3 separate regions of the Homo sapiens genome follow, and regions 2 and 3 are each linked to region 1. A link is a contact called in ENCODE Hi-C or POLR2A ChIA-PET data. All regions are on one chromosome and are shown on one strand. Each heading gives the region's core, a stretch centred on a gene start or an enhancer-like site at or near the end of the contact. The rest is flanking DNA. Distances are from core to core; before and after follow the strand shown. Region 1 has its middle 240 kb from the start of LINC00924. Region 2 overlaps NR2F2-AS1 (NR2F2 antisense RNA 1). Region 3 overlaps LETR1 (lymphatic endothelial transcriptional regulator lncRNA 1).

Region 1 (4,600 bases), core at 842-3,341:
GCTTTGCCTGCCAAGACATCTTAGGTGCTCAGATGTTGCATCACCTGAGGTGCTCAACTCCATCCATAGCCAGTAAATAGCTGAAAAGGAAGGAAACTGTTTATTGTGGGTCTACCCACATGTCTACTTGGCAAGCCCTTGTTTTTTGTTATTGTTTTTGTTTTTGTTTTGAGACAGAGTCTTGCTCTGTGGCTCAGGCTGGAGTGTGTAGTGGTGCGATCTCGGCTCACTGCAACCTCTATCTCCCAGGTTCAAGCGATTCTCCTGCCTCAGCATTCCGAGTAGCTGGGATTACAGGCGCATGCCCCCATGTCTGGCTAATTTTTGTACTTTTAGGGGAGACGGGGTTTCACCATGGTGGCCAGGCTGGTCTTGAACTCCTGACCTCAAGTGATCCACCTGCCTAAGCCTCCCAAAGTGCTAGGATTACAGGCGAGAGCCACCGCGCCCAGCCTAAGCTCTTGTTATCTAAACACTCCTTGAAAATAAATTCTACATTCAGCAGCCCAGATTTATCACCTTCTTTCCTTGTTCAGTGTTTAGCAATCCAGTTTCTGCTCCCAATGTTGTGTCAAAAGATCTCTTAGCCAATCACCAATGACCTCCTAATTGGTAAGTCTACTTTATGTTTTTCCTGTCCTTGAATTACGACTTCTCTCTGCTATACTGCATTTTTAATATTCTCCTTTGTTAGGGTTTACTTCCATATTCCTGTTGAATAGGAAAGGGTACTACACTCTCTCTGTTTTCCTTTTATCTATCCACTCCTTTTTATTTGTAAATAAATATTTATTTGGCTTTCTATTATATTCCAGGTACACCTGTGAGCAAGATTGGTAAAGTCCTTGCCCTGAAGGAACCTCCATGTTGGGGTTGGTGAAAGGAATATTAAAGAAACAAATAAACACATAAACAAAGCAATTTTATTTTAGGCTTCTTAACCTTTCTCTACTTCATACATAGGCTTCTTTCTTCCAGCAATCATTTCATCTTAGTGTTTTTTGGGGTTCCCTCTTACTGTCTCTTCTCATTATGCACACTTTTCTATCCTTTCTCATAGTTTCAACAAATCTGTTTAGTCTTGATCTCACCCACAACTCATGTATACAACTGTCCATCCACTGATATCTCTACCTGGTTGTCTGGCAAGCATCAAATTCAAGAAATGTCAAGATAAATTTGTTATATTCTTTCAACTTGCTTCTTCAGGAGGGATCTTCTCAGATGAAAAGTCTACCCTAGCCTAAAAACTACTATATACTCATGGAAAATGCAAATCATTACTCATCATTCCTATGTCTCTAATCTCCCAGAGTACCAAAATAAAGTACTGGTTTTCATCTCTGATCTTCCAGAACAATCCACATTATAAGTACAGTGACTTCTTTATTCTAAAATTTGTAAATAAATAAATGCAACCTCAGGGACATGCATGCACAATGAATCCTTGGAAGCCAAGTTTAAGTCTGGTGTTCCTAACTAATTCTATTCATTTCTGGAAATAGGTATTTACAATAAGATGTTAACATCAGAAATCTTGATTTCTATTTCCCCACACATCTATGTTACAAGTTTCCAGTTAATATCAGGCTCTGAACATCATGGCATCTCACTAAAAACTAGGAATGTACTAGGCCCTTAATAAATATGTGTCCGTTATCTCTTGTGTTTACTTAGAGATCCTGTACCTTGAGGCTGCTGCTGGCCAGTCACTGAGAATGAAACAAAACAATGAGAATGAAAATGAAACTGAGTAACTTGTTTTCTATTTTAACAAAAGGTTTTGAATTTGTGCTGCGAAGTAAAGGATACACGTATGTCTTTGATTAAACATTATGTGATGTATTTTCTGCCCTTACCTCTTGGCTTTGTTATTGTCGAAGATGATTTGAGATCTGTTTTATTTGTTTAACAACTGTTTGGCAATCAAGTGAATCTACTGTATTTTCCACAGCGTAGTCTTTTCCTTTCTTTTTCTTAAAAACCTAACAAAACAAACAACATCAGGGCAGTAGCCTCATGTGTGCTGGCCTGACCTGCTATCCAATCCGATTGGGCACAGGTTTCCATCCTGCTCACCCAGCAACCTGGGATGCAAGTCTACTAGCTGGCTGGGCTCATGTTCCCTCAGCCAGCTGAGTTGCTAGCCTCGGGAAGATGGTATCCTTTTTCAAGACAGAAAGGCAGCTGCTGGAGGCCACGGACCTGGACCTGGAGAAAGGCACACACGGACACCTTAGGTGGCACCCTGTCTATATTGTACCCTAAAACCTCTTCGTTATTTGCAGGAAAACACTTGCAAGGTACAGAGTGAAGTCCAAGCATATTTTATAGAACAGGTTGATTACAGCTATTAGAATCCAATTCCAATCTATATCATCACCTTCTAAAAGCACTCATGTTTTTCCCTCAAAACTTTTGCATGTCGCTTTTATTCTGACCAAGGTGAAATAAATGCCTGATTACTCCCACAAGCCTGAGTCTTCTCCCTCCCTATCCTCTGTCTGTATGCTTTCATCCCTGTCTCTGTTTTTCTGTCCTCTCTCTCCCTCTTTCCTCATACTCCAAAGGAGAAAAGGGCTGAGGAAGAAGATGTGAAACAGGCTTCATTGCCTTTAGCTGCTTCTAGAATGCTAAACCACTAATAATAACAATATTCACCATAACGAAGAAACGGGTCCAAAAAAGACTAAAAAACCTCTAACTCACATTCAGGTTATTTAAACCCCAGCATTTACAGGAGCTCGTTAAGAGAGATGGTGCATGACAACGCTACCCACGAATAAGGATGAGAACTTTAAAAGCATTTCTTTAAACAAGCAGAAAAAAAGAAAAAGAAATGCACCATCCTCAGACCCAGATGCAGGGATTGGGAAGGGGAGCAGTTATTTGCTAAAGGTGTGCCTCTCCACCCCCATTTTGGGGATCTTTGTATACACAATCCAGCCCCAGACAAAAGGAACAGGGCAGCTTTAGAGTCTTCAGAACTGGGGGCTGAGGAGGCGAGGGAAGAGAGGGGCATGATTGATGGAGTTCTGGTTGGCTTATAAAGGGCAGCCGGGAGTGCAGGGAAATAATCAGGGAAAAGGGCGTCCCGTGCTGGCTTTCTCAGAGGGGCGAAATGAATCCTGCTCCTCTGCATTATTAAGTTGTCAGGCGGGCTGATGATGAAAATCTGAAGGTCAGGCATAACAAGAAGCACCTTATGGGGGGGATCACGACCTTTCTGAAAGTGCTACACTCATGTTTATCTGCACCTAACCCTTATCCACAATTCTTCATTTGATAAGAACATTGGGAGAGGGGGAGGCAGGGAGGGGTGTCTCCTCATATGTATAAGCAGTGAGTGAAATTAGGCTTCCCGTGAAACTGATTGTAGAGGCTCAATTCACAGTGAAAGATAATAAACCAAAAGGACACACGAGGGATGCAGGCAGAAATTGTTCGCTACAGTGAAACTCAATAAAGGGAACAAGAGCTTCCCTAAATGACAAATTTGGTACAGTGGTGCTAAAATCAGGATTCTCCCTGGAATTGCCACAGCAATTCACTCTCGGCAGTACCACTTTTTATTTACTTTGGAGATCCTAATGGCATGGGGTGAGGGCTGCTTTTGGGGAATGTTTATTTCTTTATCTGCTTGCTTTAAACCAAAGACTCAAGGTGAAGGATAATCAGACACATTTTTTTTTTCTATTTGATATTTATTTTTGTTTGTTTTTGAACTGAGAATGGAGCGGCCGTTCTCATGTATCTTGTTCGTGTGTGTGTGTGTGTGTGTGTGTGTGTGTGTGTGTGTGTGTGTGGCGGTGGGGGGGGTGGGGAGTTTGTATTTTTCATGTGAAGAATCCTTTTCCAGGTGTTCTCCATTTCTTGGGAATTGAGGAAGTACTTGGGATTCTCAGCTGGGAATCATAGACAAAATCTCTAACTGATCACAAAAATAAACATATCACTTGTAAAAATAACATTGGAACAATTCACAAGCTACAGTTCAGGCTTCTAGCAACACTTCCAAATCTAGTTGTTTATCCCTGTTTGTAAAACGAGGATTCTTCAGATTTTGACTCTTTGGCAGTACCATAACGTGAAAAATGTAGCATTTACAAAATCATCTACTTTTAAAGTTGAAGATATATTTGAAATTGCACAGAAACAAAATTTTGGCAAAATGAGGACTGAAAATAATTTACCTGTGGAATAAGAAAAACGTTCTCAAAGTCAGTTAAGAATTTGACCTTCCTGGAAAGGAATTCTCTAAAATCTGGAAAGAAGGAAAATGTCATATAATGCCCCTCATATTTCTTTTGCTTATTTCTCTTTTAAGGAGTAAAACCTGATTGTCAACATGATACTTTGAGATGGACCTATTACCAAATGTGCAGACTTCTATTTGAGTGGATGATATTCAACCTGGATTTATATTCTTTTATTTGCTAGGACATTTTTTATACTTTCCTCAGGTTCTTAAAGTTTATCTCCATAAGCTTCTTGCTATCCCGTCTACCAACTCATATGCACAGAAACATTATCCCAAATAGATAAGCCATATATAAACTAAGAAAAAATTCCATTTCAGTTTCTCAATTCCACATAGAAG
Region 2 (4,600 bases), core at 1,213-3,712, 490 kb before region 1:
TAACAACACTGACTTAATGTGATGGACAATGGTTTGCTAACGTTTAATTGCTACTCACAGCATTAATTTTGTTCCAACTGGTATGCTGATGATGTTTTGATTTTAGTATGCCTATATTTCCTTGTAATGTATAAGACAATTCCTTAACACTTTTCTGTATTTAAACTACTGCAAAACTTTGGTCCACACAGAATACTGGAACATCATTTAACCTTCACTTGGCAGAAATCCGTAATTTACTTACTTGGGGGCGGGGTCCAGGTTTTGTGGGGCATGAAGAGTATACAATTTTTAGGGCTTTTAAAAAAATATATATATATATATAATAAAAGTGAAACAAAATTGCTACGGTCCCTCCCAAGGCATTGGAAGGAATCTGCATAGGAGTCGAAGCTCAAGCTTCATTAGCTTCATGCTAAATCCATCTGTATTCATGTATCAAGCCCGTCTCTATTTTTTTCTTGTTGCTAATAAAGAAGAATGACCTGGCAACAATGAGGAGTGGCATTTTTTTAACTTTGGGAAGATCAATCTTAAATTACACATTAGTGTATTTAAAGATTATTCTCAACCTAAAAACAGAAAATTAAATATTGTCATTGATGACACAGAGACGACTGAGAAGTACCTTTTAGTTAAATTCTTTTTCCCTTGATAAATTCCAAGGAGGAGTTGCTGGAACCAAGTTTTAGAGCTCTCACCAACTTTTCTTGGTTGGATTTACAGAGGTCAAAGTTTGGAGTGCAACTAGAGAGGTTAGCAGTTCACTTTTCCCAGACCGCCTGGCTTCTCATAGCTTAATCTCTGGGCACAGCTGCTGTGAGCACACAGTCCCTGGGACTCATATCTTGCCCTGCTCCTGGCCTGATGACAAGACTGGGAGGAACTGTGGGCAGGTAAGGCCAAAGGGAACCTCAGACCAATATTTCTCTGGAGGGCAGAGGGACAAACAGAATCCAGAGGTTGGGATCTACCTTGGGGACAATGTCTCAGAGTCCAATGGTTGCAATGAGATGTGTTGTGAGTCAGAGCTAGGGAGGGAAACAGCAGGCACAGGGGATGTTGAAAGGTCAGCCAGGCAACGGAAACCAGGGGTCAGGAAGAATTCTGAGCTATGATATCAGTTGGCATGCATGGTGGGGCAGGTATTCATATCAAAATCAAGCAAGTTTCATTTTTCAGGATCCAAGATCTTCCTGCCTTCCTTTCCTGGTAGGACTCAAGGGATTCTTCCTGGGCTCATAGACACTAGGTGTGAAACCATGCAAAAGGACAGGAAATGGGTGTCACTCTTCTTTATTGAGGAGATTCTGGAATTATTTTTACCGGAGTTGATTAGAGAATAAAATGTGGTAGTCAAGATCAGACCTGTCCTCTCAGGCTCTTTTCCTTCTAAGACAGGAGAATCTTCTGAGAGGTTCCCATAGAAGAGAACCCTCACGCTGCAAGTATCCAGGATACACATTCTGATTCATGCGAGTTCTAAGAAAATCTTTATTTTGGGACATTTGAGGCTTGTCATCAAAGAACTCTAACTTTCTATCTCCCATCTATCTATCTATCTATCTATCTATCTATCTATCTATCTATCTATCTATCATCTATCTGTCTTCTTTCTATATATTTTCTATTTTCTATATATATTTCTATTCTATATATTTCTATTTTTTATATAATATATATGTGAGATATATATCACAGAGAGATGTATTCTTTTTCTCTATATATATATGTGGGAAAGTGTTTTGTAAATGGTGAAGAACTACTGTTGTTATAATCCCATTTCTGTCCAATGTAGATGCTGATTTTTATCTTGCTTGATAATTGTTTTCAGGTGAGATTATATCCGATAAATACTTTTTAAATTCCTTTTTCTTCTGTTTCCTTTCTGTTTGTTTTCTTTTTGCTTTTGTTTCTTTAGTTTTCTGGTGAAAAATGATTCCATTGGAAATTTTATATCAGAACAAGTGTTTTCAGAAAAGGAAGGGATTCTCAGATTTAAAGGAAAAAGTTTCCCTAAAAGTCAGAGCAGCTAGAGCTACTAGGAAACCCCTTTATCTAATCAATCAAGTCTTAACTATAACACACTCAACCGATGCTTGGGTAGAATATAAATTCCAAGTCACATGAGGTCTTATCAGTTATAATACTGAGAAAGAATTAGCCCCTCTGTTTTGGTAAGATGATAGCTGTGGGCTAATTCGTTTTTTCTTGATATATTTGGGGGATTTGAAAACTTAGGAAGTAAACAGGTTATTTTGTTCAGGGAACCTTTTCTGAAAGAGTTACCAGGGTTCATCTGATGCCATTAGCTTTGCCAGTAATTTCCATGATGTCAAGGGCACATGGGAGATTAAAGAGGGATTAAGACCTGCTTGCACAGTCAAAGCATCACAGTAAATTGACTTGACTTGGCAGGCTACACTTCAGGTTGGCACCTTTTCACCACCTAATCATATACAATCCAGGTTTGCAGTGTTAGCTAGGCTACTTTCACAGAGGCCAAGAAATGTTAAGCAGGCAAGGTAGGAGGTGAAAGTTGCTGGGAAGGAGTGGATGGACTTCCAGGAGAATGCTCAAGGCCAGGCTGCCACCATGAGCTGCCGAGGAGGATTAAAACATTAAGGAAAATGCTTGTTGTTGTTGTTGTTCTTTTTTCCTCAGAATCTTTCAAAAATGAATTTCATTTTCTATTTACCCTCCTTCCACCCGCTCCCAAGTTTTCCAGATATACGTTCCTCTTAAAACCTTTTTAATCGCTCAGGTTATTATCAACTCTTCTGCAAAAGGAATCAGGTTTGCCCAGGAACTTCACTGAATAAAGATGAGTTTATATCTTAAAAAGGAAACAGCTGGATGGCAAAAGCCAGGGCGGGAGGCAGCTCTTGTTTCATTAGTGAAGGGAAACTCGAGGGCCCGGAGAGAACAACTGGGCTGGCAGCCACGGCGGGGAGAAGAAAAGGAAACACACGATCATAAAGAACTAATCATGAAAAATGGAAAGTGAGAAAGAGCCAAGAACAACAAGCAATAAATAGATTTGGAAGGGGGAAAAAGATGAGGAGGAATGAAAAGCTATGCTCAGGAAAGAAGCAACAAGAGCATGTGCGTTTCATTTGAAAAAAATTAATGATTCTGAAAATCATTAAAAAGTCTTAAGGAAAATGTTTTAAGATAGCTTTTCAGACCCAGGTTTTATTTCTATGTGTTGTTTCAGAGTCTATTCCAGTGCATGAAAAAAAAAAATCATGTGGAACTAGTGGGAGAAACTTAACATACAATGTGCCTGAGTGATTGGTTTCCCTCTGCTTTTTTTTTTTTTTTAATGATTTCTGCCTGATGGTGGGGAATAGAAGCAATTAGTTTGGCTATGTAGGATCACTGATAAATCTGGGGATTCTAAGATTAACTCATACAATTCTAGTCGTAATTAGAAATATCAAATACATTTTCACCTGTGCAGTAATCACGTAATGTTCATTTATTTGTCATGAGGGGGTGATGATTCAGCACTCACAGGTATATCTTTAAATATTTTCAGACGAAATGAGCATGGATTTAAGGAGGAACTAAGAGGAAAACCGGATCCTAGTCTGTCCTTCATCTTGAAAGAGGACTATTGGTCATGTTCATATATTTTATCATGTTGAATCTGTTCATCGAAACATAGCCAATAGTCCAGGCAAGCCTAGAGAGAAGATATATGTATATATATATATATATATATATATATATATATATATATACACACACTATTTGAAGTTTCACATCAGTTACAGATAATACTTTACAAATTAAATGTTGTTGGTCTTTTATTTGGGGGATGCCTTATTAGCTTTTTAAAAATTAGTTTTTAATAGCAGCATTTGTTTAAGAAGGAAGAAAAAATGCTTGGTGGTACCTTCTGGAAGGTACATTAATCTTGTTAATGACACCACAGTTCATGGTTGGCAAAACAGGACTTTTGAATCAACCTGTATTGTGTGTGTGAATGTGTATGTGCTTGAGAAAGAAGGCCAGGGCACTAAAGATACATGAGAAGTGCATGAAGACAGGATGCAGGATTTCCTATGATTTTATGTTGTTCTTAATTAGGAAGCATATTGGCAGCAAATGCTAACATGTGTTAGGATGTTTAGCTGAAGCCAAATAAATGTTTTCTATTACAACTCTGAATTCCATGCCTGGTCGGAACCCGTGCTTTTCTGCTCATGGCTTACAAAATCCCGTTAAAAGTCATCTCAAGGGCCAATTTTCTGTTGGCTCACAGAGCAAAATGACTTTCACCACATGTTTTCCTGAAGGGTTATCTACAACTCCGGGTGGAAGTCAAAGATTGGAAGAGGATGACCTCTGATCCTGGAACTGCATTGCTTGGTGGTCAGGAGGGGTTCTTAGTAAGCAAACTCAGTTTAATCCCAGAGTCGGAAGTGGGTGTCAACAAGCCAAAGCAACATCCTTTCAGCTCTGCTGCTTTTTTGTCTTGGTGGAGGAATAGCCAATGGAAGAAGATGGAGAGTCCGGACCAAAAAAAAAAAAAAAAGATGAGGTAAAGTAGCTACACTTGTGTACATAAGGAACCATGTAAAAGTATGCTATG
Region 3 (4,600 bases), core at 862-3,361, 380 kb after region 1:
GTTTTCATCAAGGGGGTTGTGGCTCGTGAAACTGAAAAAAGATGCTTTTGAAACCTGTGATGTAGGCCCTTTCTCGGACCAGAGCTGGTCTCTCTCCTTGAGCTTTTTTCTCCCCCTCGCTTTTTGGGTTCTGCCTTGCTTCATATCTTGATCCCTTTTTTGCACCCTCCCCTCAAAGTACAAATATTATTTGGGCTTAAAAAGAGAGCAGGAGGGAAAGCCACAATGGCCCTCCCCGCCCCTCTTTCTGTCTGGTAGGCAGGGGGTTTTCCTTGCCAGCAACAGTCCTGAGTCGCTATGAATCTCATTCCAAAGCTCCGCAGAGCACCAAAGGGGAGGGAAAAGGTGTCACTGCAGGCTGAGAGTGTGTGTGTGTGTGTGTGTGTGTGTGTGTGTGTGTGTGTGTTTTCTGTAAACGCTGGGCTTAAAATTAAAAACCCTCCACTACTGTGATTTTAGATATTTGGAGGATGGTCTCTCGCTGAGCGTTTTTGCAAATGCAACTAGGCAATGTTTTCTAGGCAGCAAGGTAGATTCCCAGAGCAAAAGGTTTTGCTCCTCCTGCGCTTTCAGAAAGGACACACACAAGCAACCTGAATTTTTTTTTAATTCTGATTTGAAGTGTATAAAAGGATGTTGCAACCAGAGAGTTACTAGTCTTCTGCTGCATGAACAAATTATGAACTTGCATTCTTCAATCACATTTCTAATAGGAAAACAAAGCAGAACTCGTGGGTGAGAGTTGGTGGGCCGCCTGCGTTTGGAAGGGAGGCAACTTTAATTGCCGTGCTGTCTGGCTCGGATCCCTGTGGTCCTGCGTGGTGTGTTTTAGTAACAAACACTTGTTCTAATGAATTGGCCTTATTAGGGGGCTCCTCATATTCTTTTATAAAGAGCAGAGCTATTCTGAACTTCTGAATGCAACAGTCTCTTGATATTCTCACACTGAAGGCTGTAGTGTGGGATTGCATTCCCTCTCCTGTATTTTCATAAGGCTCGTATTTTTTAATGGCAGAAGAGTGAGCAGTGGTAGAAAGGTAAGAAAACTACAGAGCTTGCAGGTACCTGCCATCCATGGACCCAGGGCCATCAAAGAGGCTTGCAAAATCATTATGCTAAAGATGTATTTGCCTTCACAGCTGAACAATCCGGATTTTAGGTCAGTCACCTCCTGGCACATTTAAAAAAAAAAAAAAAACTCATGGCAATGGATAAAACAGATTCATTAGCTTTGATTAACCTTCTTTAACTAGAGTTAAAAACCTGCCGTAGGCAGCTCAGCTACCAATGCAGCCTTGAAGATACTTTATCATGTTTAAGACCCAATTACTGTTGCACTGAGTAAGAATAAAACATCACAATAAAATGTGGTACAAACCGCAACTCTAACGCACACAGCAAATAATCATTAATTTACAACAGCAACTTTCCCATTTCTATGGTTTTTCTGATGGCTGCACTTAGTTCAAGTTGAATACCTTGGAATTCGATGCTGATATGAGAAACTAGTTCCCCAGCTGTATTGACTGATGGCTTTTTTTTTTTTTCTGTCTTATAGCTTTAGTTTGGAGACTCAGAAGACTCTTTTAAAAATTTCCAAGTAAAATAAAAAAGAGAAACTAAAGTCAAAACAGGGTCTGTGGAACTAGGTTTATATAAGAGACAGGGAGGGAGAGAGAGAGAGAGAAAGGATTAAAATGGTTGAAACTTTAGAATTTTATAACAATTTCTTATTAATAATTGGAAATATTTCTAGTTAGAAGTTGTAAATATTAAAGAAACACAGCCCAGTAAAGTCAGCATTGAGTTAGTTCAAAGAGTTATCCGTATGATATGCAAACTTCTTGAAAGAGCTACAGTGAGGTCTATTTTGTGCATCTTGTAAGAAAAGAGAGCTTGAGAAGAACTCCAGCACACAATGAGTTAATTTTGGACAGGATTTGACTGAACAGGGAATAATGAACAGTGAGATACTGCAGCTTTCAGGCAAAACAGAGTAACAACAATTAAAAAGAGAGAGAGGGGATAAAGGGAGAAAACAATCTCCAGTCAGTTAACTAACAAGAGCAGCCCAGTGTTTGAAACAGATAAAACAGAGGCCACCAGGAACGCTGCTGCTGCTGCCGCTGCCACTTGCTTTATGCCTGGGTGTGGAAAGCATTACAACATTTGTGAGCCAACTGTTTGTGGGTTTCTTCTCATCTGCTTTAAAATATTTGGTTTTGCCGTATTTCCATAATAACCACAACCACACTCTCCTCTCCAAAAACCCCCCACAACAACAGATGTGTGTTCTAAAAGGAAATAGAGACACTGATATAATCAGACACTAGTTAGAGTGCTTTCATACTAAATTCTCCAGCAAATTCACAACAACAAAAAACTCTCAACCACTGATGAAATTAATCTAAGATCCTTGATTATTTGAAGTTCTAAAAGTTTCCATTTTGCATTTTGTTTTTGAATGTATAGTGCTTTATTTATCAAACTGCAGCGTAATTTTCCCTTCAGTTTGAGGCTGCGATTGTGAAACAAATAAATTGAAACTTAAGGGCCTGTTCTCTCCAAATTTAGTTCCATTATCACTTTAAGAATGCATGCTACTCAATGATACAAAAGGGATGTATGTAGCTGGTTATTTAGTTGCTAACTCAGCAATATGTCAGTTAACACAGCACTCCCTTGTAAAACTCCTTTTACAAGGTTGTTTTCTCATTGGAAGTCTCCATTTGTGTATTTGTGTACCTATGTGCGTGTGTGTGTGTGAATATCGGATATTACATGACAGCAAGATATCTTTTAAATATTTAAGATTTACAATTTTAAAGAGAGAAAACAAGAATAAAGTTTTGCAGAAGCTTAAAAAAAATTTAAAATCAGTTCACACTTTGAGCTAGAATGGGGATAGTAGTGATATTTCAAATATATTAATTATATGCCTCTCTCATAGCTATGATATTCTTGTATGTATTGATATGCACTCACTTAAAGTATATTATGTGCTCTACATAATATTAGATATTCTAGAGCATTAAAGAGCATCAAATGCATTTGGTTGCTCTCTACAGTAAGTAATTTTGGCCTTACAGAAAGTCATTTGGCCACAGTGAAGTAGCCTTTAACTGTGTTTTACTTGGAAAAGTTTATTTAATCGTTATCCTCTGCACATACTCTTAGAACATGTCCATATAACAAAATTGTAGTTGAGGGAGGAAAGTAGAATTGTGAATTTAAAAAAAAAATACTTATGGTAATGATCCTTTTGGCTTCCTGCCTCTATATAGAAGCTGGAACCACTTAACCCCAACCTACAGGTCCAGCCCTGACATGACTGGAACTCATCTTGACCTTGGGTAAGGGGAATTCAGGGAGCTGTAGACCAGGAGTTCATCAGCCAAGCGTGAAGTCCCCTTGGCCCCTGGACAAACTCTTCTCTCATTTCTCGAGGCTGGGCTCAAGGTTGATTTCACAGGACAAGGCTTTAACTCCTAGTCCAGTTTAATGTGTTTCATCCTGCCCATGTGCCCAAGTACAACTCATTGCCTTGTTTTCCTGTATAGTACCCCTATTCTGGGCACCCTACAACAGGTTCTCTTAGAGTCCTGCCAGCTCTCCCATTTCTGGGGCTCAAGACTGGAGATTCATGTGATCTACTGTGTTTACCAGATGCCCTCCATCTTGGATCTCTACCCATGTCTGTTGCTAGACAGCCGTGGAGCCCTATTTCACATTGTTGCTTAGTTATCCACCAGTCAGCTACTCTTGGACTTCCTTAGAAGCCCAAACTTTTTACAGATCAGCCCCTGGTGATTGGTCAAAACTCCAGGTTCCGGCCAGTTCTGCTCTAGCTGGTCTCTCTCATAACCTTTTGAACTGGGCAGAGATGCTAGCACAACGGGTAAAGAAAGATGAAAAAAAAAAGCAACAAAACTATAATCAAGATTGTTGGAATCTTCAATAGGCTTCCTTCCACATATCCCTTGCCTTCATTACCTTATATTAACATTCTCAAGTTCTTCAGTATTCATTATCTTATATTAACATTCTTAAGTTCTTGAGTATTTTTGGAACTATCCAGTCTCTAGTGGTTATGCCAGTCATTGTGTCTACCAGAGCTATGGGAATTTTGTCTCCAGCTTTCCAGTCTACTCCCAGTGACAGCCCGGCAGAAAAAGATTTATAATCTCAAACCCAACAAGGAACATCAATGAATGTTTTATAAATTCAGTAGTCATTTGCAACAGTCAGTGACAGAGGCAAGCTGGCTAATTTCAAAAGGGAGTATCCCCCTAGTCTGATATGTGGGCATTTGGAGGAGTGGGGAAGGCCTTGTCCTGAGGCTCCTCTGTGTACTGTAAAGAAATAGAGCCCACAGCATGTGCTCTAGAATCAGACCACGCCAGCTTCCTCCTAATAAGCTGCCTCTGCATTCCTAATGTGGAAACGAACATGAAGCTTCACAGCAAGTTATTATCTTAGAGAAGGCCCACCTGGATGATATCAGTTTTCACTGCCAGACCCTCTTAATAATTGGCCTTTGACACATATCCAGGTGTCGTCTTAGATCATAAACACCTAAGTAGCTGTAGGAACAGTGATT

Evidence for each region. A loop is a pair of places that touch in the nucleus more often than their neighbours do. ChIA-PET counts read pairs that join two places held with the same protein, here RNA polymerase II (POLR2A). Pooled maps may share reads with other maps.
Region 2: a pooled map of heart left ventricle shows a loop between it and region 1 (2.3-fold over the local background). The contact joins two enhancer-like sites. A Hi-C loop is called at or near these places in 1 of 50 pooled maps. POLR2A ChIA-PET finds 5 or more read pairs at or near these places in 2 of 52 experiments (Panc1 and activated CD4-positive, alpha-beta T cell).
Region 3: a pooled map shows a loop between it and region 1 (2.9-fold over the local background). The contact joins two enhancer-like sites. A Hi-C loop is called at or near these places in 1 of 37 single-sample maps with no recorded cell type and 2 of 50 pooled maps. POLR2A ChIA-PET finds 5 or more read pairs at or near these places in 1 of 52 experiments (OCI-LY7).

Annotation. Positions count from the first base shown.
Region 1 is chr15:95,666,847-95,671,446 of GRCh38, reverse strand. No RefSeq gene overlaps it. Among named protein-coding and RNA genes, the nearest start is that of LINC00924, 240 kb to the right of the region's middle. Within about 2 kb of position 2,091, at least 5 of the 41 ENCODE cell types and tissues checked have a DNase peak (open chromatin) inside an H3K27ac peak, as active enhancers do.
Region 2 is chr15:96,158,818-96,163,417 of GRCh38, reverse strand. All of the region lies in intron 3 of NR2F2-AS1 (NR2F2 antisense RNA 1), which reads left to right. All of the region lies in intron 1 of LOC112268156 (a long non-coding RNA gene), which reads right to left. Among named protein-coding and RNA genes, the nearest start is that of NR2F2-AS1, 170 kb to the left of the region's middle. Within about 2 kb of position 2,462, at least 9 of the 41 ENCODE cell types and tissues checked have a DNase peak (open chromatin) inside an H3K27ac peak, as active enhancers do.
Region 3 is chr15:95,282,696-95,287,295 of GRCh38, reverse strand. The region is part of intron 3 of LETR1 (lymphatic endothelial transcriptional regulator lncRNA 1); the gene reads left to right. Among named protein-coding and RNA genes, the nearest start is that of LETR1, 42 kb to the left of the region's middle. Within about 2 kb of position 2,111, at least 4 of the 41 ENCODE cell types and tissues checked have a DNase peak (open chromatin) inside an H3K27ac peak, as active enhancers do.